Linked DNA regions of Homo sapiens: region 2 is linked to region 1. Evidence: read pairs that join two places in POLR2A ChIA-PET (ENCODE). Cell type or tissue: PC-3. All regions are shown on one strand. Links, peaks and the distances in the headings refer to the core of each region. The heading gives the core; the rest is flanking DNA.

Region 1 (12,741 bases), core at 2,476-7,475:
AAAACTCAAGAACTGTAGTATGCCCTATGCCCTCCTGTGTCAAGTCATCTTGACTATTCAGGTAAATACAACATGGAGAAGTTGGATTACATTCAAGATGCAACAGCAAGATGCCTCAAAGTCCTTGTATATCTCTATCAGGATTTAGGAATGTTCATGACCAAAGATGAAATTTGATATCATTCGAGGTAGACCAAAAATTAGTAAATATGTCATTCATAATGTTACACTTTTTTCAAGCTCTTTTGCGAGCCTAGCTGCTGAAGGTATTATAAATTATCAAATATTTATCCACGAACATGAACTATTCCAAATAGTGTGGATTTTCTATGCTTTTCCGGTATGTCATAGAGAGATTAGATTTTTTTTTTTTTTTTTTTTTTTTTTTTGAGACAGAGTCTCCCTCTGTCGCCCAGGCTGGAGTGCAGTGGCACGATCTGGGCTCACTGCAAGCTCCATCTCCCAGGTTCACGCCATTCTCCTGCCTCAGCCTCCCAAGTAGCTGGGACTACAGGCGCCTACCACTACGCCCGGCTAATTTTTTGTATTTTTAGTAGAGACAGAGTTTTCGCCATGTTAGCCAGGATGGTCTTGATCTCCTGACCTCATGATCTGCCCGCCTTGGCCTCCCAAAGTGCTGGGATTACAGGCGTGAGCCACTGCGCCCAGCCAGATTTTTATTTCTTAATCCAAAAGTAGGGTAAATTATCCTGGAAAACTTAAATTGAGAATTCAGATAAGGTTGCTTTGTGATAAGTATCTCACAAGTCAGGTTTTTTTCACTGTCCTAGTTATAGAGGACCTCATGGAATTTGGTCCTATCATGACATTCAAGACATAAAATATACACGAATTTAAAAAATATATAGAACGTTTAGTTCCATGAAACAACACCTTGATCTTCACTTGAAGATTCTCTTTCATGTAGCTAAGGAAAGGAGTGACCAGCTTCTCTCTCCTTTTCTATCTTTTTCAATAGCTATTACTTCTGTTCTTCCAGGTTGGGGCATGAGCGAATGAGGGTGGAAAAGGGGATCAGGAAAATCCTCCTTGAGCAGGTACATTGGTAAACAGGTTTCATTCTCCGAGTCTGGAAGTTGTTTCATGGGAACGCTCTACTACATGGGTGTTACTAGGTTTTCCGCAACCTTCCTCCTGCCTTTCTGCACCCACCCTCCACTCATCAGAGGAATATCTATCTGACTTGTAATTCTTCTCTATTCTGTCCACTTACTTTTTCTGTACCTTTTCAGAATTCAGCAGTCAAGGTGCAGCACTTCTCTTTATGCTTAGCCACATAGGGCTGTGGATGTAAGGACAGGCAGGAGGAAAGGGGTTAAATTATCTACACTAGGATTCCTTTCCCCACCTTGATCTGGCCATTAGCCAACCTTGTTCTATCCATCTCTCTTTGGGTAAAATTGTAAAAAAGACATGCTGAGACAAGATATTGACGGACTGAGCTATATGAAGGAAGGGTAGGTTCACCCATCAGAAGAGCTCCTTCCATTCGGCATTTAAAAAAGGAAATAATGTGGTTTAAGCTTTAAGTTCATAAGTTAATTAAATACCCATTGTATTTTATAAAAACTCAGAGGTTTGTAAATCTATTAAAAAAACAAACCATAGAACAATTTTTCCTCTAACAATAAAAAGATAGATTCTATTTGGTGGGGCAGGGGGAGAGACTGACTTAGTAATAACGTGAAAGCCTAAATGTTTTGGTTTTATACATATTCAGCCATGGCTGTGTAGAGCTGACCTAATTTGATCACTGGTACAATTCAGTCTCAACCTCCATTCTATCTGTCACATGGAATTTTTAAGCAGAAATTGCCTAAGACCTTAAATTTGACTTTCAAGCAACAGTGTAGAAAATCCCACAACGGCTAAAAATGTTGGCACAGGGAATGGAAAAGTGAGCTTTATGAAAACAAAAGGACATACTTCCGAAAACAATTAGACATTCTTCAAAGAACTTCTCTCAAAATTAAAGCATGTGCTGGCTGGATAGAAACCCCACACCAACCATTTCTATTAGAAGGTTAAAATTACACCAATTCAATGCCAGAGCTTTTAGTGCAGTATTGATATTGAAGTGCAATTTTTAATTCAATGGAATAGAATTCTCCAGTATAGTTGAACCCAAAGCTATGGTTAATGTAAAAAATAAAAAGGACACTTGGTGATTTAAGTATTGTGACTAACAGCATATGTTTGTGCATTTCAAGTTTTGAGATATTCAGAAATAAATTGATGATAACTAATTTGTCCACTACAAACAAAAAAAAAAAAAAAGGAAAGGAAGGCAGGTACAAAGGGAGGAAGGAAGGGAAGGAGGAAGAAGGAATGGAGGGAAGAAAGGAGAAAGGAGACTGACAACAGGCAAGAAGATTAGAAGAAAGCTCTAATGTCTTTCTATAACTTGTATTTTGCTTTGTTATTTATAATAAAAAGCTTGAAAACATGCTCATTCAGAGACTTACCAGAAACGATTACATGAAAAGAAAAATCAATCAAATGTATCTTGCCTAGACCAGAAATCCAGTGAATTTCTAATTGTCTAACACCAAATTATCCATTCAGAAACAACTTCTAGGAGAAAAACAAAATTAGTCGGACTCTAAAGCCAGCAGGTCCAACTTCTGAGACTCATGAAGCTATAACAAAGCCCTCGCCAGGTGAGTGCATGGTAACCATGGCCAGCATCTAGCCCATCAAGGCTATGGGGAAGCGTGAAGAAGGGCTAGAAAACCACAGCTCTGCATGGGGACTTCTTATGCTTCTGGTGATGGTAGGTATTATTTGACTACCGCTGTGAAATTCAAATTGAAATTCGAATGCATATGTCCTTTCCTCTATCTTCACATTATCCACTTGTGTGTCTCTATGCTGTACACATAGTTAATCTGTTAGAGTTCATACTTGCCTACAGTCAGTCTGGTTATGAACAGTTTCACTAATTGCTCAATAATTATTATTAATATCTATTTCATAATACAACAGAAACTAAAATCCCTGTTGTTTTAGATGAAGAAATATGAGGCTTAGCTTGTACCATGAACTTGCCCAAGGCCATTTACACAGCTAGTAAGTGTCAACATTAGAAATTGAACATATGTCTTACTTAATTCAGGGCCCATGCTCAAAAACACCATTGCTCTTCATCTTTCCCCCATGGAGTTGGTCTCCTGTTCTCCATGCTTCCCTAGCACCCCCTGTCAGGAGAAAAGTGCTCTCATAAATCAATACTTACTATGATAGGTCCCTGAATATTTTGGTCAACTTCCACTGCCCATCTAATGAATTGTATTTTTAAAGAAGCTACCTAAATATCTAGAAGGGCAATGAGTAATTCTATCAAAAGGCTTTCTATCTGGATGAATGGAGGGTGTAGGGGCAGGTGAAATAATGAGAACTAAATTCCCTCTCTTATCACCTTATGGAAACAACTTCTAACTCCATCTAAGTGGAAGCAAAGGCCTTGTGGGTTCTTTCCTGCCTTTGGACTGTAAGTTGCACAAAAATATATACCCTTGGAAGAGTATGATGACAATGACAGACAACAAGACTGAATACAAAACCATTTCTGCATAATTGTCAAACAGTTATTTTTTATTTACAATTCCTATTAGGATGTAAAATACATCCTAACTCAGTTCTTTAAAAATTAATATAAAATAGCATATATGCCTTAGGCCTGGTAATCTCTTCTATTAATAAATTTCATTTCCAGGAATCAAGCCATCTTCCTTAGAATATCATCAAAAATCCAGTGGTTTTGCCCCAGCCAGTTCATTAGCTTATGTCCACACATGAACTGGCATCCTTAAAATTTTTATAAATTTTCTCTACAATATGTGTTTTAATCAAGTCTTTTTTTATGACCTAAAATAACCTAAGGGTTCAACTGTCTTTCTTTACATAACATTGGCTGCTCTTCTGGCAAAATCAGAAGTCCTTTTACCCTGTCTTTTTTTTGTGCAGCTTTTCCTTGATGACCAAGATCCCCAGGCTCCAGGAACATCAGTGAGACTTCTACCTGAAGTTGCCCTTTGTGATAATGCACACTCTGGAGTTCTCTGTTATTCAATTTCCCCCCTTGGTAGTTTCAGTAAAATATCATGGTGAAAACCCATCTCTACCAAAAATACAAAAAAAAAAAAAAAAAAATTAGCCGGGCGTGGTGGCGGGCGCCTGTAGTCCCTACTCGGGAGGCTGAGGCAGGAGAATCGGCTTGAATCCGGGAGGCAGAGGTTGCAGTGAGCCGAGATGGCACCACTACACTCCAGCCTGGGTGACAGAGCAAGACCCCGTCTCAAAAAAAAAAAAAAAAATCACCTGCCATTCTTCTGATATCCCCAAGGTTGCGACATTACGGATGCTATCTTAGGAGGCTCCATATTCTGAACCTCCCCTGTGGATTACCTCTCCTCTCTGGGAAACGCTGTGGGCCCTGGTGTGGCTCTGCATGTCACTCGCTGCTGACACTCACCCCAGTCGAAGGAGTTGGTGCTGACAGAGAAAGTGATTTGATTCAGGGTGGAACACAGTCACAGTAGTGATGCGTGGTGTGGATGACTACATATAACGCTTACTGAGCACCTATTGCATGCCAGTGTGCTGAGCTCTGTTCTCCCTCACAGTAACTGAATGGGAATGTATTATTACTCTTCGGTAAATTTCAGAAGCCAGGAAAGAAAGCACAGAGAACCTAAGTTATTTGCCCAACATTCCACACAGCAAGCTGGGAGTGGATATTTTAACCTAGGCAGCGTGGTTCAAGAGCCTGCTCTGCTAGCGATCTTACAAATTGCCCATGGCGTTGTGTGGGGAACATACTGAGATGGCAAAGCTGTGGGCAACCAGGCAAATGAGGATGGATGGGACATTTGGAGTGAACAGAGTTCCGGGCATCCCAGACCCTACAGTTGTTTGAAAAGAATAAAAATTAGCGTGAAGGGGTCATCAAGGATGAACACTTTCAAAATTATAAATTCATTTTACTCAGTCTTGGTACAGAAAAATACAGATGGCTGCATAGTTTATGCTGGTCTATGTACATAACCAGCAAAATAACTAAAGCCCTTGGCCTTTGGGAAGATTGCCATTGTGATTCCAGATGCTTAGATGTGCTATGTGGACTAAGCCAGGCAGAGGCCCTTAGGTGAATTAGTACCATTCTGTGAATCATGTCTCAAACATGTAGACTATGTCCTGTATTTTTACTTATTAAGCCATCATGAAAGATAAAGCTGCAGAGAATTCCCAAAGCACCCATAAACAATGGAAAAAGGCCCAACTGTTGTTTTGTTCACATTTCAGTTTTCCCACATACCCCTCTTCTTCTCAAACTGCAAAATTGCTATTCATCTCCATGTTGACTTCAACAGAATGGGGCAATCTGCAGAGATCATTGTCTTCTAGGAGCAAATAGTAATGAAGCTTGCTATTTAAATCTTTTTTTCCATGGATACACTTGAGTATTTAAATTGCACATTTAAAAGTAATGAGCACTTCGTGCTGTTTCCGTCTGCCTCTAACTGCTCTCTCTCATTATCTAAGAGAAAGCATTGAATTCCGAGCTCCTCAAATGAAATGGAAGAGAATTTTTACCGGTTTTTGTTTTTTATTCTCATAATTCCTCAGTTCTCCCAAGCCTTGCCCAACTCTTTTTTGTGGCTTCCATGCTTTTTTAAAATGACAAACAGCTCCTCAAGCTGCCTCAGCAATAATGCCTTCTGCCTGCTTTTAAAAGAGCTGTCACAATTAGTATACTCACTACATATGGGTTTCCCCTACATACTTCCTCCAAATCAATGATATTAACTTTTTGTGCTGTGAAATTCTTTACAAAACAGTCAAGCTACGATTAGTGTATTTCGCTTGTTGCTTAATGTGTGACTTGCTATTCTGCCAAGTCAATGATTTCCAGTCGGAGGTGTCATCATAAAAAAAAAAAAAGATGATTTAAAAATAAGCTTGCTGATGCTCAGTGACCCAGGCTTTGCAGGGCAGGCTGCACCTAACCATGAGTTCTCCTTTTTAACAAGGATGCACCCTTGGAAATCTCAATTTAGATACAATGCCTGTTTCTCAATTAGATGGTCCTTTTTCCTGCCTCCTTGGGCTGGAGTAATTGAAACACAAGGCTGTCACACGGCCTGTCCAGACTGTGCCCCGAGTCAACAAGTTTGTACTGAACAGTGTCCCTCTGGCTGGCAGTCTGCTTGCCATTCTGCTGTGCTCCCCGGGCCTCCCTAAGCTGGTTTTCCTCACTGCTGCCAGGAGCAACGGGTGGCAGCGCACGTCACAGACTTCCTCTGTGCAGAACGATGATCTCCGCGAGGACACAGATCTGCGCTCCCGAGGAAGTCCAGCCACCCCCTCGCCGCCCACCCCCACCTGTCCTAATGACTCTATATTAAACTATGATTTTTTTCTTAATTAGAAGGTATTTTTAAAAAGCAAATCAAGTGTAAATGCTAGAGTAACTCACTGTTTTTTAAACTAAACTGGTTTATAAAAATTAAAATAAGACATCAGAGAAAATAGGTTTTTTTTTAACAACAAGCAATTAAGGGAGCATGAAACCCTGTTGAAAGCCGTTTTTAAAGAGTTAAACCAAAACTGCATGAGTCTATATTCGACGTCTTAAATATAGATGAGATGGTACTTTTAGATACAGAGAGGAGAAACTCTCCCAGATCTCTTTTTACAACTTGCTCAAAAAGGGATTCATGTTGTAGCTTCGTTAATTTTTTCATCACGTTATTTCATATTGTTGTTTTAAAATATATGCCAACTATATATAACGGATAATATGTAAGAATGATAAAAAGGCTACTACCCATTTAGCCACCATTGTACATTATCAATAGCTTTGGTATTTTATTATGTTGAATTTATCAATACTTATATGAAAATATTAATATTCCTGAACAATATTTAGTTTTGCCTAATTTTAGCTTTTATAATAATAAATCTTACCAAATATAAATGTGTATTTGTGCGCATGTGATTTTCTTTTACTGCTCAGTATTATGTTTTTGAGATGCATACATGTTTAAATATGTGACTTTCATTTGTTTATTCTGGTTTTAGAAAACACCAAATTGTTTCCAAGTTTTGCTTTTGTGAAAATGCAGCTACAAACATTGTTGTATATATCTCTTGGTGCATATAGGCAAGAGTTTCTTTAGCTTATATGCCAAGGAGTGGAATTTCTGTGTTTATAGGTAACGTACGTGTTTACCATTACTAGGTAAAGCCCCAAAGACCGCTGATTAATGGGAGTCACAATCTTCTGAACATTTGTACTATCAGATTTAAATTTGTTTTCCCAGTCTGTTGGTGTCAAATGGCAGCTAACTGTGATTTTTACCTTCATCCTCATGATTTCTAGTGGGATTTAACAACATTTTTTTTCATAGATGTATTAGTAATTCATGATTGCACTTTTGTAAGCTACCTGTTCATATTTTTGCACAATTTTCCGTCGAGCTGTTTGTTTCTATATATATTCAAGTTTATATATTCTGGACCCTGACTTTTATCACTAGTATGTGTTGCTGGTCTTGTGTCATAGTTTGCTTGTTTTCTCACTCTCTTTTTGTGTGTTATGATGAACATGAAGTCCTAATTTTAATGTGATAAAATTTAACCATATTTCCTTTACGGCTAGTGCATTTTGTTCTTATTTGACAATCATGTTGCCACCACCAAGTCATAAATATATTATCATATGTGGTCTTTAACATTTGTTAGTGTTCCTTATTATTTAATTTTTTGATCAGTCTGGAATGGATTTTTAGCTAACTGCTCCAAAACCAATCCACCAATTTACAGTTTCATTTCTGTCATGCATCTATATTTTTACACACATGTGTCTTTGTTTCTAGATTCTTTATTCATTGCATTCAACTATTTGGCTTTTCTTGAATTAATATCCACTATATCACAACTACAGCTTTTTAATAAGCATTGTCTTTCATAGGGGACGTCTTCCTGACCTAATCTCCTTCTTCAGGTGTGACTGGACATTCATGCCCTTTGCTTTTCTATATCTATATTTTAATCTGCTTATTTAGTTTGATGACAACCTATTTTAGAATTCTTCTTGGAAATGTCAATAATCTCTGGATCAATTTTGGGAAAACTGACAAATGTATGATACTGAGTTCTCCCTGCCAATGAAATGGTATAACTTTCTATTTATTTAAGTCTTCTTTGATATTTTTCAGCTAATGTTTTATAATATTCCAAAATAGAAATTGCATACAAAATATACTATTTACAGTGGCAGCAAAAATATGTGATGTCGCTTTTACATTTATTCCTATGCCACATATTTTTGCTGCCATTGTAAATAGTTTATTTTGTATGGAATTTCTAAGCATTATACAGCAAACTTGTTAAACCACATTGTTAATCTCTGTGTTACTCTGTTTTCACGCAGCTGATAAAGACATACCCAAGACTGGGAAGGAAAAGAGGTTTAATTGGACTTACAGTACCACATGGCTGGGGAGGCCTCAGAATCATGGCAGGGGGTGAAAGGCACTCTTTACAGGCAGCAGCAAGAGAAAATGAGTGAAAGAGGAAACCCCGGATAAACCCATCAAATCTCACGAGACTTATTCACTATCACGAGAATAGCATGGGAAAGACCGGCCCCCATGATTCAAATACCTCCCTCTGGGTCCCTCTCACAACATGGGGAAATTCTGGGAGGTACAATTCAAGTTGAAATTTGGGTGGGGACACAGCCAAACCATATCAATCCCAGTGCTGTGTAGATTGTTTTGGGTTTTCTCATTGCTTTAAGGTAAAGAGAGTGTAGAAATGCTTTGGAAAAGGCTGGAGGAAGTGCGCAAGCACTTTAGAGCTGAGATGCACGTGATAAGCTGTTTAACACTGATAAAGAGAAGAATGAGAGCAGTGAAAAAGCCACTGGGGTACCTTCATGTGTGGAAGATGTCTGGGTGAATTCCTTCTAAATTGTCCATTTATCACTCAAGTTTGAGCCAAACTATCCAAGAGCTTTTACCATCAGTTTCTTAATTTCTGCTTTCTTCTGATTCAAAAATTAACATGTTGAATAATTTATTAATAACTTATTTTTTAGCTTTTAAAAGAGTAAATAAAATATCATAGAGCATTAAACTAAAACCAAAATATTATAAATTAGGCAAAACAACAGAGTTTTAAATGAATACGTAGTGTTTTGAAAGCATTCTTACATTTAAATTCAATTTTTTATGACAAATATTCATTGAGAACCTTGTATATGCAAGATACTGACCCAGTAGGAAAAGTGTTCGTTTGGTCACTAGTGTTCTTGCAAAGTAAAGAACACAGTGAGTTTAACTAATTTAAGCAATCAATCTTAGACACAGAAACAGCCCTCACCCCTACCTTTGCTTTGTAATAGGTTTTTCACCCTGATTTATTGTGTATAATTACCTAATCCATCTTGCATATGTAGACAAGCCTTTGTCAACCTGAGGTACTTAAATACCTTTGAAATGAAACTCCAACTAGCTAACCATTATGTCGTAATTTATTACCTTTGGTCATCATGTAACACTTTCTAGGGAAAAGTTATACGAAGAAAATACTTAAGAGAATTTTTTTCATTATTAAAAATTCTTTTTTAAACTTCTATTGAAAGCACTATAATATTTATCCAGACCTGACCCAAATAGTTGTAGAGATACAATTCCTGGCTCTACCCTTACGAAAAGCAAATCTTTACAACTATATGACTAACTCCTGAGCATGTACATCTTCAATAATTTTTATCTTCTCACTTGCCCTCTTCTTTCCTCCATGTGGAGGAAAAAATATCTTTCTGAGGAGGAAACACTTGAAGACTCATTTAAATGTTAGCTACTTTAAAAATTTAAATTTTAGATGTTCTTCCATTTAGTTCTTTATTTACTTCTTTGAGTTACTCAAGCTTTTCATATTTGCCACACCTGCTAGTAACATGGGAATATATTTTTATGTAACAAATGCATACGATACTAATGTATTTTGGGTAAAAGTACAGATCGCCCACTGTCGTCACCTATTCTCATTTCATTCTCAGGAATAAGAACAATGTGCTTTGTTACTTTTGAATGTTTTTCTATGCATTTACATACAGATATACATAAATGAATAAAAAGTTAGGCCATGTACAATGTTTTAGTATAAATGGGGTCATGTGATATAAAAATTTGTGCAAAATTATTTTCTCATAATAATATCATAAAAATATTTCCATGTTAATATATTCAGATCTTTTCATTCAACTGCCACACAGTAGTTCTTTATATGATTTGGGATATCATCTAACTATTTGATTATCAATGAAAATGTATAATATTTATACCAATCTATGTGTATATTTTGACTCTCCTGGAGTGAATACTCACACGTGACACCTTTTACATGAGTGAACAAGTATCATGAAGGTACTTGGAGATTCTATTTTCCCAAAGGAAAATTAAAATCCACCAAGACTTCCTCACCTACACGTTCTTGCATTAGCAGAACTGGGGACTCATGGTCCCCGAACTCACACACCTTCTCCCTCAACCTACAGCACACATCCTGAAGACTCCTTTAAATTCATTTATGTGTTTCTCAATATGTCTCCCATCAAATTTTCATGCCCAAGTATTCCATATTTTCCATATTCAATCACCTCTATCAGATCCTGCAAGATTCTTCTTCAGGTTAGCCACAATTTCTAGTAGCCCTGGGTTGCCTAATATATGATACAATTCAAGATACATGGTAGAAAAAAAATTGCTTAAATTTGACTGAACATAGTTCAGCTGAAACCTGCGATTCAACCCAACAATTTGCTCAAAATTAGTGTGTATAAGAATTGTGTCAAAAATGAATGTCAATAGGAACTGATTATTCAAGTATTCTTTTGTTGTATATTGTGCAACCTCACATTAACCTTTTTAATATTCATAAAGACTCATTTCTAAAATGCAAAATGTGCATATTATACATTATATAAATAATTGTGTCTTATTTATGAGGAGAAATGAGATCATGACACAATTTTGTAATCTGTCGTTATTTATTTAGACTATTTTGATGCATATCGTAGAAAGTTTGCATTTTTCCACCCATTAGAACTTTTTAGATAGTCTAATTTTTTTTTTTTTTTGGAGACAGAGTCTTGCTCTGTCGCCCAGGCTGCAGTGCAGTGGCATGACCTTAGCTCACTGCAACCTCTGCCTCCCAGGATCAAGCAATTCTCCTGCCTCCGCCTCCCGAGTAGCTAGGATTACAGGGGCATGCCACCACACCTAATTTTTGCATTTTTTTTAGTAGAGATGGGGTTTCGCCATGTTGGTCAGGCTAGTCTCGAACTCCTGACCTCAGGTTATCTGCCCACCTTGGCTTCCCAAAGTGCTGAGATTACAGGCCTGAGACACTGTGCCCGACCAGATTGTCTAATTTTTAATGCCAATTATCAGCCAATTATTCCCACATTACCTGTTTATTTCTCTATATTTTACCAGTATTTCTAATTCACTCTTATCTAATTATGCCTACTCTTTCACATTTTCAATAGGGAAACATTAGAATGACCTAAAACTCTAACAAAGGTGGATGAGTTTTTTAAAAAAGCTGTTTATTTTATGTCCTTGTACAAAGTTGGAAACACAGCCAAATAAATAGAATAGGCATGATTCTTTTAAAATTAATATTATTAAAGTACAAAAACCTCATTCTTCAAAATTTTATGTCTCTTAAATTAATAATCCAATTTATGATTTGTTTCTCTTTCTATTTTCCCGTATTAAAAGTCAAATGTATTTTTTAATAAAAAATAAAATTAGAAAAAATGAGAGCATAAAAAAAAATGGGATTTGCCAGGCATGGTGGCTTATGCTTGCAATCCTGACACTTTAGGAGGCCAAAGTGGGAGGCACCTAAAGCTAGGAGTATAAGATCTGCCTGGGAAAAAAAGTGAGACCCCATCTCTACAAAAATAAAAATAAAAATTAGCCAAGCTTAGTGTGTGCACCTGAGGCTGAGCTGGGAGGATCACTTCAGCCCACGAGTTTGAGGCTGCATTGAGCTATGATTGTGCCACTGCACTTCAGCCTTGGTCACAGAGTGAGACCCCATCTCTAGAATAAATAAATAAATAATGAAATTTTACTCATCCAAATCATCCATTAACCTTTTTATTATCCATACAAATCTATTTCTAAAATATGAAGTTAGTTTATTACTTATTATACAAATATATATGTTAGCCAAAATAGGATCATATTTTGTAACCTACCATAATTTATTTAGGCAATTTCCCAAATGTTTTATTCCAACATCCTCTTATGGTAAGCAGAGTAGTGTGGAAATCATTTTAATTTGAATTATTAATGTAAAAACAAAAAGCAAAATAATGAGGAATTATTGGTTAAACACAACTAAGTCTGAAACCATATTAGATATCAAAATGAAAAAAGTAGAAAAATACCCCAAAATTGGGGAAAAAATAGCTAATCATGTATGAAGTTCTACAAAGTGTCCCCATGGTGCACCAAAGATGACTAGGATTAAAAAAAAAACTAGTGTCTAGGTATTGTCATTGAGAACCCATCATATTTCTGCCAAAGTAATCTGCTGACCATCTTGCTTTTAACTAAATTGCTTTCAACAAGATTATGCTCTGTAAAGTTTCATTTGTCCAAATAGTTTTTCCTACCTTTTTTCCCTTAAAGA
Region 2 (12,741 bases), core at 4,544-9,543, 62 kb before region 1:
TGTTAAACTGAGAATGTCTTTCCCTTCCAGCACCTACTTACCTGACCATTGTCTCAACTACAGCTGATGGGATCCATGACAGAAGCTTAACCAAAACTAGCCCATGAGATTGTTTTTCTCAGGAATGTAGAAATGAGGCAGAGGTTAGCCACTGTCCGTGTGCTCTGGAGCTAAACGCATGTAAGTGTAAGGGTTCTCTTCTGTCCTAAGCTGACACAGGCTGCAGAGAAAAGTGGTTGATGCTGCCAGTCAGAGAGAAGCAGATGAAGGAGCCATGCAGCCTGGAAGGCGAGAGGAGGGCCAAGAAAATGAGCTTGGTTTCCAACGGGTTCCGCAATTGCTATTTTCGGTGGCTGCTGAGCCCAGGTGCTGTTTCTTCACTTGAGCTCCATGACCCTCCCTGTGTGGTGGGTTGAACGGTGACCTCCAAAAGATATGTCCACCTGGAACCTCAGAATAAGATCTTATTTGGAATAGTCTTTGTAGATGTCAGTAAGGTAAAGATTTGGAGATGAGACCCTCCTGGATTAGGGTAGGCCCTAGGTCCACTGGCAGGTGTGCTTCTCAGGGTCTGAAAGGGGAAGACAGGGCCACCCAGAGGAGGAGACGGAGGCAGAGACAGGGCCACCCAGAGGAGGAGACGGAGGCAGAGACAGGGCCACCCAGAGGAGGAGACGGAGGCAGAGACAGGGCCACCCAGAGGAGGAGACGGAGGCAGAGACAGGGCCACCCAGAGGAGGAGACGGAGGCAGAGACAGGGCCACCCAGAGGAGGAGACGGAGGCAGAGACAGGGCCACCCAGAGGAGGAGACGGAGGCAGAGACAGGGCCACCCAGAGGAGGAGACGGAGGCAGAGACAGGGCCACCCAGAGGAGGAGACGGAGGCAGAGACAGGGCCACCCAGAGGAGGAGACGGAGGCAGAGACAGGGCCACCCAGAGGAGGAGACGGAGGCAGAGACAGGGCCACCCAGAGGAGGAGACGGAGGCAGAGACAGGGCCACCCAGAGGAGGAGACGGAGGCAGAGACAGGGCCACCCAGAGGAGGAGACGGAGGCAGAGACAGGGCCACCCAGAGGAGGAGACGGAGGCAGAGGCAGGGCCACCCAGAGGAGGAGACGGAGGCAGAGGCAGGGCCACCCAGAGGAGGAGACGGAGGCAGAGGCAGGGCCACCCAGAGGAGGAGACGGAGGCAGAGACAGGGCCACCCAGAGGAGGAGACGGAGGCAGAGACAGGGCCACCCAGAGGAGGAGACGGAGGCAGAGACAGGGCCACCCAGAGGAGGAGACGGAGGCAGAGACAGGGCCACCCAGAGGAGGAGGCGGAGGCAGAGATTGGAGTGATGCTGAGACAGGCTGGGCCGAGGTCCGCCAAGGGCTGCCAGGCAGCCACCAGAAGCTGGGAGAGAGCCAAGCAAGGACCCCCCGCTGAGCCTTCCGAGAGAGCGCGGCCTGCTGACACCTGGGTGTCAGACTTCTGGCCTGCAGACTGTCAGAATAAGCTCCTGTTGTTTTAAGCCACCTGGTTTATGGTAATTTCTTGCAGCAGACCTAGCAAATTAATAGACCCCATAGTCCTGTAATTCATTTTGCTTAAACGAGCATGAATAAGATTTAGTTTTGCTAATAAATAAAAGTTACTTCACTAAGACAGAGGTTATTTATACATAGAAGTTATTTTACTAACAATTTAAAAATGTCTTACTGTTACTGTCTGACAATTAAAAATATTCTTAAAAATAATGTGAAAAATAATCAATAAACTATTGATTTCTAACAAGGAGGTAATATACAAATGGGATGGTAACCCCCATAATTGTATGTTTGGCCTTTTGACATCAGTCAGCATCCCATATGAATATCTCCCCTAATATTCTAAGATGTGAAGATACTTGCATGAGCTTAGTTTTTAAAGTTTTGCTTTCTAATCCTTTATGGTAATGAAAATTGCTTTTCTATATATACCAGTAAAAGTGTAGTATAATTCTATAGAAGAGCAAACTGAAAACAGAAAAAAAAAAGTCATCTGATAGGAGAGGGGAAAGGAGGTACTAGGTTCTTGGAGCGTAGGTAGGCCACCACCCCGGCCTCCTTCACAAATTGACGTGAATGATCTCTTTGGCTGACTGACTAACTGATCCTCTAGTATTGGGGGCTATAGTGAAGAGATTCTACCTCCCCCTCAGGGACATCCAAGTAGTAACTCCACACAGACCTAGGAAATAGACCAACCACTGGAGGAAGAAATTATTTAGCCCAATGCTCTCAGTTTACAGAGAGAAAGCTAAGGCTCAGAGAGGTGATGTGAATTCCCTATGGCTGCAGAGCTGCTGACTGCATCCTCTCTGCTAATAAATACAGGAATAAGGGAAGAAGCAGCAGGATGGGGCTACTTGGAAATTCACAAGCCTGCTGAGGAAAAGAAAAAAAAATCAAAACAGCCGCAAAAAACAAACACGACAAGATTTTAAAATGCTATTTTGTGGTCATTGGAGGAAACTCCGAATTCTGCCTTCAATTCAATCTCTCTGTCCCTGAAGTGAATAAGAAAGAGAAGTTCATGTTTCTTTTGAAAGCTATGTTGTCTGTTCAGCAAAGTCTGAATCGTAAGAAAATTAGGTTCTGCCCTGCCTCTGTCTGTATTTTCCAGCTGGACCTATATTCCCAAGCAATGTCACACATCTGCAAGTAAATTAATCCAAAGCAAAATAACATGGAGTTTATTTAAAGTTCAAGGCATTTCTTGAACATAAGCATTTGGTCCAACGGGTCACTGATTCCATTTTCAGTGCACTGATAACAAAATTCATATATATTTAAACATTAAAACAAAAAAAGGAAAACCTTTTACTTGTTTTATTCTTCTTATCCATGACATTTCTTGAGGGTTTAGACATTTGGCCCCTAATTTTATTTTCACTTCATTGCTCTGACAGCCGAGCTGCATAGCTTGGCATTAAAACAAAAATCAGTCTGTGTGGTTGCAATATACAACTTCCTTGGTGTGGGAGGGCCTGCAACGTCTGGTTACTTCCTGCCCAGCCATCTTTGTTGGTTGCACTGACAGGAAAGGTCATTCAGCTTTGTGATGAAATATAAATTTGGGAGAAAAGAAGGAATCTAATTATCTGGCCTCAGAGTCCAGTGGAGTGAAGATGAGCTGGATAGCTGAGCTCTGACTTGAACGTCTGCCCTCTCCTCACACCAGCACAGGAATGTCAATTGGCGAATGCTCCTGATTTAATATTCTTGCTCTTACTCAAACAGGAAAGCAGTCTTTCTTTTAAAGCATTGCCACTGTGCTTTCTGTAATCTTTAAAACTGTTCACTTCTAATCACCTCTTGAATCCTGAAATACATGTTCACATTTACCGATAAGATCTTCCTCCCTAGCAGAGACTGAGTGTCTTGGGCTTTCTTGACTAATGCTACGTTGGTCACTGCTGTGGTCTGAGTGTTTGTGGCTCCCCTAGAATTCATGCTGAAATCTAGTCACCAGTGTGAGAGTGTTGGGAAGGGGGGCTGTTGGGAGGTGATTAGATCGTAAGGGCGGAGCCCCCATCAGTAAGGGGATCGGTGCCCTGATGAAAGAGGGCCCAGAGAACCGCCTCGCCCCGCACGCCGTGTGAGGATGCAGCAAGATGGTGCTCTCTGTGAACAAGGAAATCGGCCCTCCCACAGACACGGAAACTGTCAGGCCTTGATTTCGGACTTCCCGCTTCCAGAACGGTGAGAAATAAATTTCCGTTGTTTATAAGCCACCCAGTCTATGGTATTTCGTTATAGCTGCCAGAACAAACCAAGACAGCAGCACTGCTTCCTCAGGCCATTAGGTGAGAGTGCAAATCTCAGCAAATCAATCCTGGCTTTGGTTCCAATCCCTTGCGAACACTTTTCAGGTCAGAGTTTTAGACTCCAAGGAAAGTGGCGGCTTCGTCCTGCCTTCCCTTAGGCGTATCTATGCTTGCTGTTATTTCTTACAGGGAAGTAGCAACTTACACTCAAATCACTTACTTCTTTGAGAAAAGTATTGAATATTCCCTAAATCTTTTGTTATCCTATTTGGGGACAGAGGAAGGAGTCTGTTGGCTTCAGAGCCCAAACAGGAGCCATTGTATGGCTATTTTCTTAACCATATCTGAAAACAAAACACCAGCCATTGCCCAGAAGTGTCTACATTAGCTGAGTTGCTAACTTGTGAATGAATTGTGTGTATTTTGCATTGTTAATGTAAAGAAAATCTAAAATTTAAATATTTGCGCCCTAAAAATAAGCAAAAAAAAAAAAAAAAGAAAAGAAAAGATAATCAGAAAATAGAAAGGAATTTGAAGAAATATTTCTACAAGGTTTTATGCAAGGCTGCAGGTAAAGCCGTATGGACTGTGGTTGAATAGGCTCCATTCAGATAGGCATAGGTGCCATTCAGATAGGCATAGGTGATGATGTGAATGGTTCTCCCTGGAGAGTTGTTTGATGCAGTGGCCCCACCCATGGGGCAGGAACTTTGGGTAGAGTAGCCGAAGGAGTAGGCAGGTAGCCTGAATGACAATTCATTGAAGAGCTTGGCTAGAACACCTCAAAAGCTCCCTCAAGTCTGGTAAGGACCCTTCCTCACCCTGGAATTGAAAGTGTGGAGACTGACAGGTATTTTTCTCCAGCCACTCATTGTGCTCTGCTTGGAGTTAGCTTTACTCAACATTTAGCACCCCCAAGACTATATATGTATGTTATTGACCTCTTCTCTCCACCCTCGTAGATGCCAGCCTTTCCAGCTTATTGTCATTATTTATGGCTCTACTAAGATGTAAAACTGGCTTCAGAAACACAAAACAAAATAATGGGGATGGAGAAGTCAGAGACAGAAGTCAGTTCTAACCCATCCTATGGCTCCCTCTCCTATGGACCAATTTAGAATTATTTTCTTATATAAAGTGTTTTTGTGGTAATGTGAAAATGCCATTCTCTACAATGTGCAGACACACATGCGCAATACATACATACACACACGCACACACAAACACGCACACACACGCACACAAACACACAAATGTGTCCACATAGCAAAAAGATTGCTTGGTGAGATGTCAGTTTGCTGAATTAAGTGTATATTTAACGCTACCTCAACTTCACATTAAGGAGACTTTCATGCCCTTTATAGAGACAATATTCAGTACAGTCTTTCCTAAGTTTATTGTAATGGGTTATATTTTAAACAAAAGGGAAAAGTAGAAATGAAAAGAAAGAAACCGAAGCTGAATTGTAGATACAAAATGGAAAGAAGAAAATCATTTTTACAAAGTAAGAAATATCAGAAGGTATGAATTATGAGTCAAAAATAATTTGACAAAATTGCAACTATTTCAATAAATTTTTAAAAACCTATCAAGCATGAGGGAAATGGGGAGCACTAGGTTCTAGTTATGAATCTTTTTCTAACTAATCATATAATTAATTACCTGATCTCCGGTTTTCTGTTATGACATCAGAAATGGACTAAGACAAATACTATTCTGTGGGAGTTGGCGTGGAATAATGTGAAAGACATGAGTTTTGAAGGCAGAGACACCCAGGGTGGAGTCTAATTCCATTAACTTCTCTGATGATTTTCTTTACCCTTCTCATCAAAAGCATACTGTATACTAATCATCTAACTAACCAAGAAGCATTTATTGATAACCTACTGTCTATGATATGGCACCAGTCTAGGTAATATGTGGGGGACAAAGGCACGTAAGACACATGTGTCAAAGAAGGGAATGCATGTCACTAAGTAGATGGCACAATGCAGGATCACAGTGTAGAGACAGAAATACATAGAAAACACTTCAAGATAGTAGTAACATGAAATACATTAAAAAAACAAGTAGATTAGCCATATTACAACATAGGGATTGCATTGGAGAAGGTGAGTAGGGGGAGAAACAGATTTAAAGTGAGATATGGCAAGACTGTAGAAGACTTTGAATGCCAAGCTAATAAATGAGGGTTTCAGTAAATAGGTAAAGAGATATAAGCAAATTGGTCTTCTAAAAGGCATGTCAGAAGCATGCAAAATGGATTGAATTGGTGAGAAAACTCAAGGGTCTGAAAATAGTCTTTGGCATTCAAGGGCAAGTTGACATTCTCACCCATCAGTTTGACAGGTGTGAATAATCATGTTGTTATGGAAATGGCATAGGAGATTAAAATCATCAAAATCAAATATCCGTATATATTTTTATCTCTATTGCTATTGTATTACTGATGATAAAACACTTTTGACATATGATTTCTAATAAATGGAGCAATTAACAATTATTTTATGTCTAAGCCCACAATATTCATTAATTTCCCCAAAAGGTAATCTTTCTTTCTTCACAGTTGTGATTAAAAATAAAACCTCTGAATTCATTTGCCAAGACTATATAAAGGCTTTTCTACTATTTTCCCAGATGTGTAACCTTTGTTTCTCTGTATGTTTAACTTCTATTCTTTCTGACAATTTTATAACTAGCTGGAAATCTAAACATTTCTTTTCCCTCAAGAAATATGTTAAACTGAAAAAACATGATATCTAGGCTTTGAACAAGACAAAACAAACCAACCTCAAAATATTCATGAACTTCAGATCACTCAAAATTCACAAATCTGTATACATTAGGCTGCAAGAATTTTAGCAATATATGTAATATGATATGCCGTCTGCTTTACATCTAGACAAAATAAATAGAAATTGTAATGGTTTTATGGAAATCTTAATACACAGGGACATTATAAGAGACATTAGTTTGGAAGTCTGTTACAAACATTAAAGCAGCAGCTTCTATGTGACTTTTGCATTGAAGAACCTGACTCAAATACCTGGTGGGTATCCATGATTACATCTCTATTTTCTCAAGCATCTACAATTAGGACAGTGCCTAGAAAAGAGAAAATTTGGTTAATTTTAATGCATTTTTTTCAGTCACCACCACTTCCAATTTGTATATAGACTCTACACATGAGCCTCCTCCTTTACTTATCTTTAAATATTGAATTTTCTCACGAGTAGGTTTTAAGCACTCTTTTCTTACACATATGTACTTTTTCGCAGTTGATCTCACACACTCCCATGAATGTAGATCTATCTACCATCTATAATCTGATAAATGCTAATTATGTCTTTAGCTCCAACTTTCCCCCTAGATCTAGGCTTATATCCAACTATTTATTTGAAATTTATGTTGAATGTCTCATAGGCATTTCAAGTAGCCTTAGATATCCCAACATATCCCAAGTACATTCTATGACTTCCCTCCTGCCCTCGCCCAGCAGAGTCATCTTTACATTTCAGTAAATAGCACCATTATCCACTTGGTTACCAGGCAACAACCTAAAAGTCACCTACTTCCACTCCTCCCTTCTCCCATCCCTCACCTCCTCTCATCAGGCTCTCTGTGACACTCCCAGATAGATCTCAGACTCACCTCTTTCTACCTGCACCCTCACCACCATGATTCAAGCCAGATTTCTCTTGCCCAGATCATTCACTAACTGATCTCCTAGTGTTTAATTTTACCCTTTTCAATCTATTCTCTTAAGTGACAAAAATAAACTTTTAAAAATGTAATTCATATCCCAGGAACAAAACATGTCCCAACCTAACATCTTTCCACAGGTTTCCATGACACATCGAGCCTTTGCATGGCCTGGCTTTTGTTCTCCTTTCCAATCACGCATTTCCCCAGCCACTGGCTCACTGCAGCAGTCACACTCCAATCTCCCCCATTGCTGGGCCTCCAAGGTTTCTCTTTTCCTGTGCTTTCATGTGACTGGACTTTTCTCATCCTTTATATCTCAGCTTGAACCTCCGTGGAGGGCTTCCCACTTGCAGCCATCTAAAGTAGCTTCTTCCATACTCTATTTTAAAGGCCCCATTGTTATTACATAAAGACCCAGCATCCCCATTTGTGTTCTTTATAGCACTTTTCATAAACTGGATTTTATTTTGTTTATTCAACTACTTGTTTCTCTTCCCCAAAATAATGTGAGTTGGGATCCAGGATCTCTTCAAGTTATATTCCAGTACCTGTGGCATAGAAGATGATATGGTTTGGCTGTGTGCCCACTCAAATCTCAACTTGAATGGTATCCCCCAGAATCCCCACGTGTCATAGGAGGGACCCAGGGGGAGATAATTGAATCATGGGGGTGGGTCTTTCCCATGCTATTCTCATGAGGGTGAATATGTCTCAAGATCTGATGGGTTTCTCAGGGGTTTCCACTTTTGCTTCTTCCTCATTTTCTCTTGCTGCCACCATGTAAGAAGTGCCTTTCACTTCCTGCCATGATTCTGAGGCCTCCCCAGCCATGTGGAACTGTAAGTCCAATTAAATGTCTTTTTTTTCCCCAGTCTCAAGTATGTGTTTATCAGCAGTGTGAAAACGAACTAATACACTAAATTGGTACCAGTAGAGTGGGGCACTGCTGAAAAGATACCTGAAAATGTGAAAACAACTTTGGAATTGGGTAGTAGACAAAGGTTGCAACAGGTTGGAGGGCTCAGAAGAAGACAGGAAAACGTGGGAAAGTTTGGAGCTTCCTAGAGACATGTTGAATGGCTTTGCCCAAAATGCTGATAGTGATATGGACAATAAACTCTAGGCTGAGGTGGTCTCAGATGGAGATGAAGAGCTTGTTGGGAACTGGAGGAAAGGCGACTCTTGCTATGTTTTAGCAAAGAGACTGGCATCATTTTGCCCCTGCCCTGGAGATTTGTAGGACTTTGAACTTGAGAGAAATAATTTAGGATATCTGGTGGATGAAATTTCTAAGCAGCAAAACATTCAAGAGGTGACTTGGGTGCTGTTAAAGGCATTCAGTTTTAGAAGGGAAGTAGAGTATAAAAGTTTGGAAAATTTGAAGCCTGACTATATGATAGAAAAGTAAAACCCATTTTCTGGGCAGAAATTCAAGCCAGTTCCAGAAATCTGCATAAGTAACAAGGAGCCTAGTGTTAATCCCCAAGACCATGGGGAAAATGTCTCCAGGCCAAGTCAGAGACCTTCATGGCAGCACCTCCCATTACAGGCCTGGAGGCCCAGGAGGAAAAAGTGGTTTCATGGGCCAGGCCCAAGTTCCCCATACTGTGTGCAGCCTAGGGACTTGGTGCCCTGTGTCCCAGCCGATCCAGCCGTGGCTGAAAGGGGCCAACATACAGCTTAGACTGTGGCTTCAGAGGGTGAAAGCCCCAAGACTTGGCAGCTTCCACCTGGTGTTGAGCCTGAGGGTGCAGAGAAGTCAGGAATTGAGTTTTGGGAACCTCCGCCTAGATTTCAGAAGATGTATGGAAACTCCTGGATGCCCAGGCAGAAGTTTGCTGTGGGGGTGGGGCCCTCATGGAGAACCTCTGCTAGGACAGTGGATAAGGGAAATGTGGGGCTGGAGCCCCCACACAGAGTTCCTGCTGGGGCACTGCCTACTGGAGCTGTGAGAAGAGGGCCACCGTCCTCCAGACCCCAGAATGGTAGATCCACTGACAGCTTGCACTGTGCACCTGGAAAAACCACAGGTACTCAACACCAGCCCATGAAAGCAGCCAGAGGGCAGCTGTACCCTGTGAAACCACAGGGGCGGAGCAGCTCAAGGCCATGGGAACCTACCCATTGCATCAGCATGACCTGGATGGGAGACCTGTAGTCAAAGGAGAACCATTTAGGGCTTTGAAATTTGACTGCCCTGCTGGATTTTGGACTTGCATGTGCCTTGTAACTCCTTTGTTTTGACCAATTTCTCCCATTTGGAATGGCTGTATTTACCCAATACCTGTACCGCCATTGTACATAGGAAATAACTAGCTTGCTTTTGATTTTACAGGCTCATAGGCGGAAGGGACTTGCCTTGTCTCAGATGAGACTTTGGACTGTGGCCTTTTGGGTTAATGCTGAAATGAGTTAAGACTTTGGGGGACTGTTGGGAAGGCATGATTGGTTTTGAAATGTGAGGACATGAGATTTGGAGGGGCCAGGGGTGGAATGACATAGTTTGGCTGTGACCCCACCCAAATCTCAACTTGAATTGTATCTCCCAGAATTCCCATGTGTTGTGGAAGGGACTCAGTGGGAGGTAATTAAATCATGGAGGCCTGTCTTTCACATGCTATTCTTATGAAAGTGAATAAGTCTCATGAGATCTGATGGGTTTACCAGGGGATTCTGCTTTTGCTTTTTCCTCATTTTCTCTTGCCGCCACCATGTAAGAAATACCTTTCACCTCCCGCCATGATTCTGAGGCCTCCCCAGCCATGTGGAACTGTAAGTCCAATTAAACCTCTTTTTCCTCTCAGTCTTGGTTATGTCTTTATCAGGAGTGTGAAATGGACTAATACAGAAGATAAGACAAAAATACTCTGGAGTGAAAGAATAAATGCCTAGATGAATGAAATTTGTGATTTGAGTTAAAAATGTCAGTGGTAGTAAAGTTATACATTCCCTTCTAGAACTCCTTTCTGAGAGCTTAGTCATTAGAATGGTCAAACAGCCACCATCTTGAAACAAAGCTCTTCCCAGAGTCATAGTACTGGGAAAAAGGGGATAAAATGTTTCTGTGGGAAAAAAAAAAGAGGCCATTTGTAATAAGGTTGCCACAAGTCTCTGGCTGTTTCAGAAGGAATCGGCAGTCTCCAGTTGAATCCAGGCCAAGGATTGTAAACAGGGTGTGGTAATGTATCTTACGAATCATATACATTGGCCAAGCTCCAGGAAGACAATTCTTCAACTGCTGCTTCTAGTATATTTGGATATGAGATAGTATCATTAGTCTTTTTCTTCCTTTCAAGAATGTCACTGTCTATAATTTTAAGAAAATTAGTTTTTTATTCTTAAAAATGAGCTCGAATTTCATAATCCTCCAATTTAATTAAGTGTGAATTAAATAGTGCTTTAGAATGATGTCATAATTGGGAAATTTATGAAACGCTACAGTTTTATTAAAATGTGCTACAAAAATTACCATTGTAATTAAAACACTCAGCTTACCCTGGCATTGCAAAGGAGATCAAACTAGTAACACACATTTATAATGCTAAAATAAATGCATAATCTTTGGTAGTTCATTTTGTAATTTGGGTGCTGAAACTAAGTTTCTTCTCAAAGGGGGGAATTTTTTTTTTATCTCTAACATAATTTCTATTCACTAAGGTTTCAACTACACTGCCAAAACTCCAATCGCCACTCATTTGGAGGATGATGTATTTTGCTTACTGGGGCAGACACAAAGCTCTATGTTTACACAAGGTATCTGAGCTTTGCTTTCAGCTAGGGCAGGCCATACAACTGAATTCCATCCAATGTGATATGAGTGGGAGTGATATATACTACTTTCAGGCCTGACCCCTACAATGTCTCGCAAGATGTCCTGTGATTCCATATCTGCTGGGAAAAGATAGAATCTTTCAGTGGAGGGTTTCAAGGATTTCAGGTCCTCTCTGTGGAAGGAACCTAAGTCCCTGAGTAACTGCTTGGCAAGCCTCCCCCCTTCATTCTGACCTTGTTGATAGCCATTGGACTCTAACGGCTGCAAGAATCAAACCTTTATTTTGTTAAATAATTGAGATTGTGGATGTGTTGTTATAGCAATTGACCTTTTCTGGTAAATACAACTGTAAAACCCAGTTTTTGTAACTGTTCAAATAGAAGTTGTGACCACTTTTTGTTTTAATTATATGATTATATTAGACACCGTACCAAGCACTTTATGTAAATTATTTTATTTAAATAGATGGAGATAATTATTTAAGTATATTTTACCAGTTATTTGTATTATTTTATTATTAACTGCTTTATTTGGAAGAATGCAGTTGCTGAAGTCAGACCAATGTAGAATAAATGCTGACTCCATTACTACTCCTGGTTTTGTGGCCATGCAGGTAACTGAAATGCACCTGTGAGACTTTGTTTCTTTATTTGTAATATTGACCTGTTAATACACAGTATACTTGGTTCTCGTAAGAATTAAATAGAACTTAATGCAAAATGCTTAATATAGGACCTAACACACTCAATGAAGAGTGACATAGAAATATGTGGTAGCATGCATATAGTAAAGCAATTTTTATTTCTCAGAATATTTAAAAATCATAATGGGAAAAACCATAAGGGAAATAATATGCCAGATGACTGATGTCTTTTAAAAGATACTTTTGATCAGTTCATTTCTATAACAGCAGAATTGATTGTATCAAAAGAGCTTTTCAGACGTATTAACATGGGGAACCCCGATGTGTAAACAAGCATCAAGTATAAGGAATCTGTCAGAACCAGCAACAGACAAATGAACATCTTCCAGCAGGCTTCCTTTGATTTCAGGGAGAATTTCCTCTTATTTATGATTGTATGCCCTAAAGGAAGATCCCAATATTTAATGACAAATTGGAAGAGAACAAAGAAGGAGATTAACAGTCAACTTACAAGAATGAAACTAAGTAAATGTAAATGCCCAGTAGGAAAAAAATAGGTTCTGCTATTATTTAGGAATCATAATTTATGAGTCAGTTGATTTTTTTAATAATTAATGAAATTATAACAAAATACTGTCAACATTCATAGAAGTATAAAATGTTATTGTAATTTCTAAAATCTTATAATGTAAAAAAATCAAACATTCTTCCACAGTAAAGAAGCTATTCACTCTGTAAATACATGCAGATCACTGAATATTTTGCTTTTAAGTAACAGAATACCTTTTAGGACCCTTGAGAAGTGTGTGCTGTTGCATATATATTTATT

Evidence for each region. ChIA-PET counts read pairs that join two places held together with the same protein. Peaks named below come from ENCODE experiments on the same cell type or tissue, not always from the same donor. Only the 100,000 strongest peaks of a DNase experiment are listed, where the experiment ranks them.
Region 2: POLR2A ChIA-PET joins it to region 1 with 6 read pairs; 2 of 35 experiments call an interaction of 5 or more read pairs at or near these places.

The regions. Positions count from the first base shown.
Region 1 is chr4:187,229,143-187,241,883 of GRCh38, reverse strand. All of the region lies in intron 1 of LOC107986335 (a long non-coding RNA gene), which reads left to right. Among named protein-coding and RNA genes, the nearest start is that of LINC02374, 34 kb to the right of the region's middle. In PC-3, for the core only: no CTCF peak of the experiment used is centred there; a DNase peak (open chromatin) is centred at 5,143.
Region 2 is chr4:187,292,991-187,305,731 of GRCh38, reverse strand. LOC339975 (a long non-coding RNA gene) reads left to right here. Exons shown (of 5, transcript NR_038931.1): 4 at 31-1,020; 5 at 1,191-1,649. Among named protein-coding and RNA genes, the nearest start is that of LINC02514, 71 kb to the left of the region's middle. In PC-3, for the core only: no CTCF peak of the experiment used is centred there; no DNase peak of the experiment used is centred there.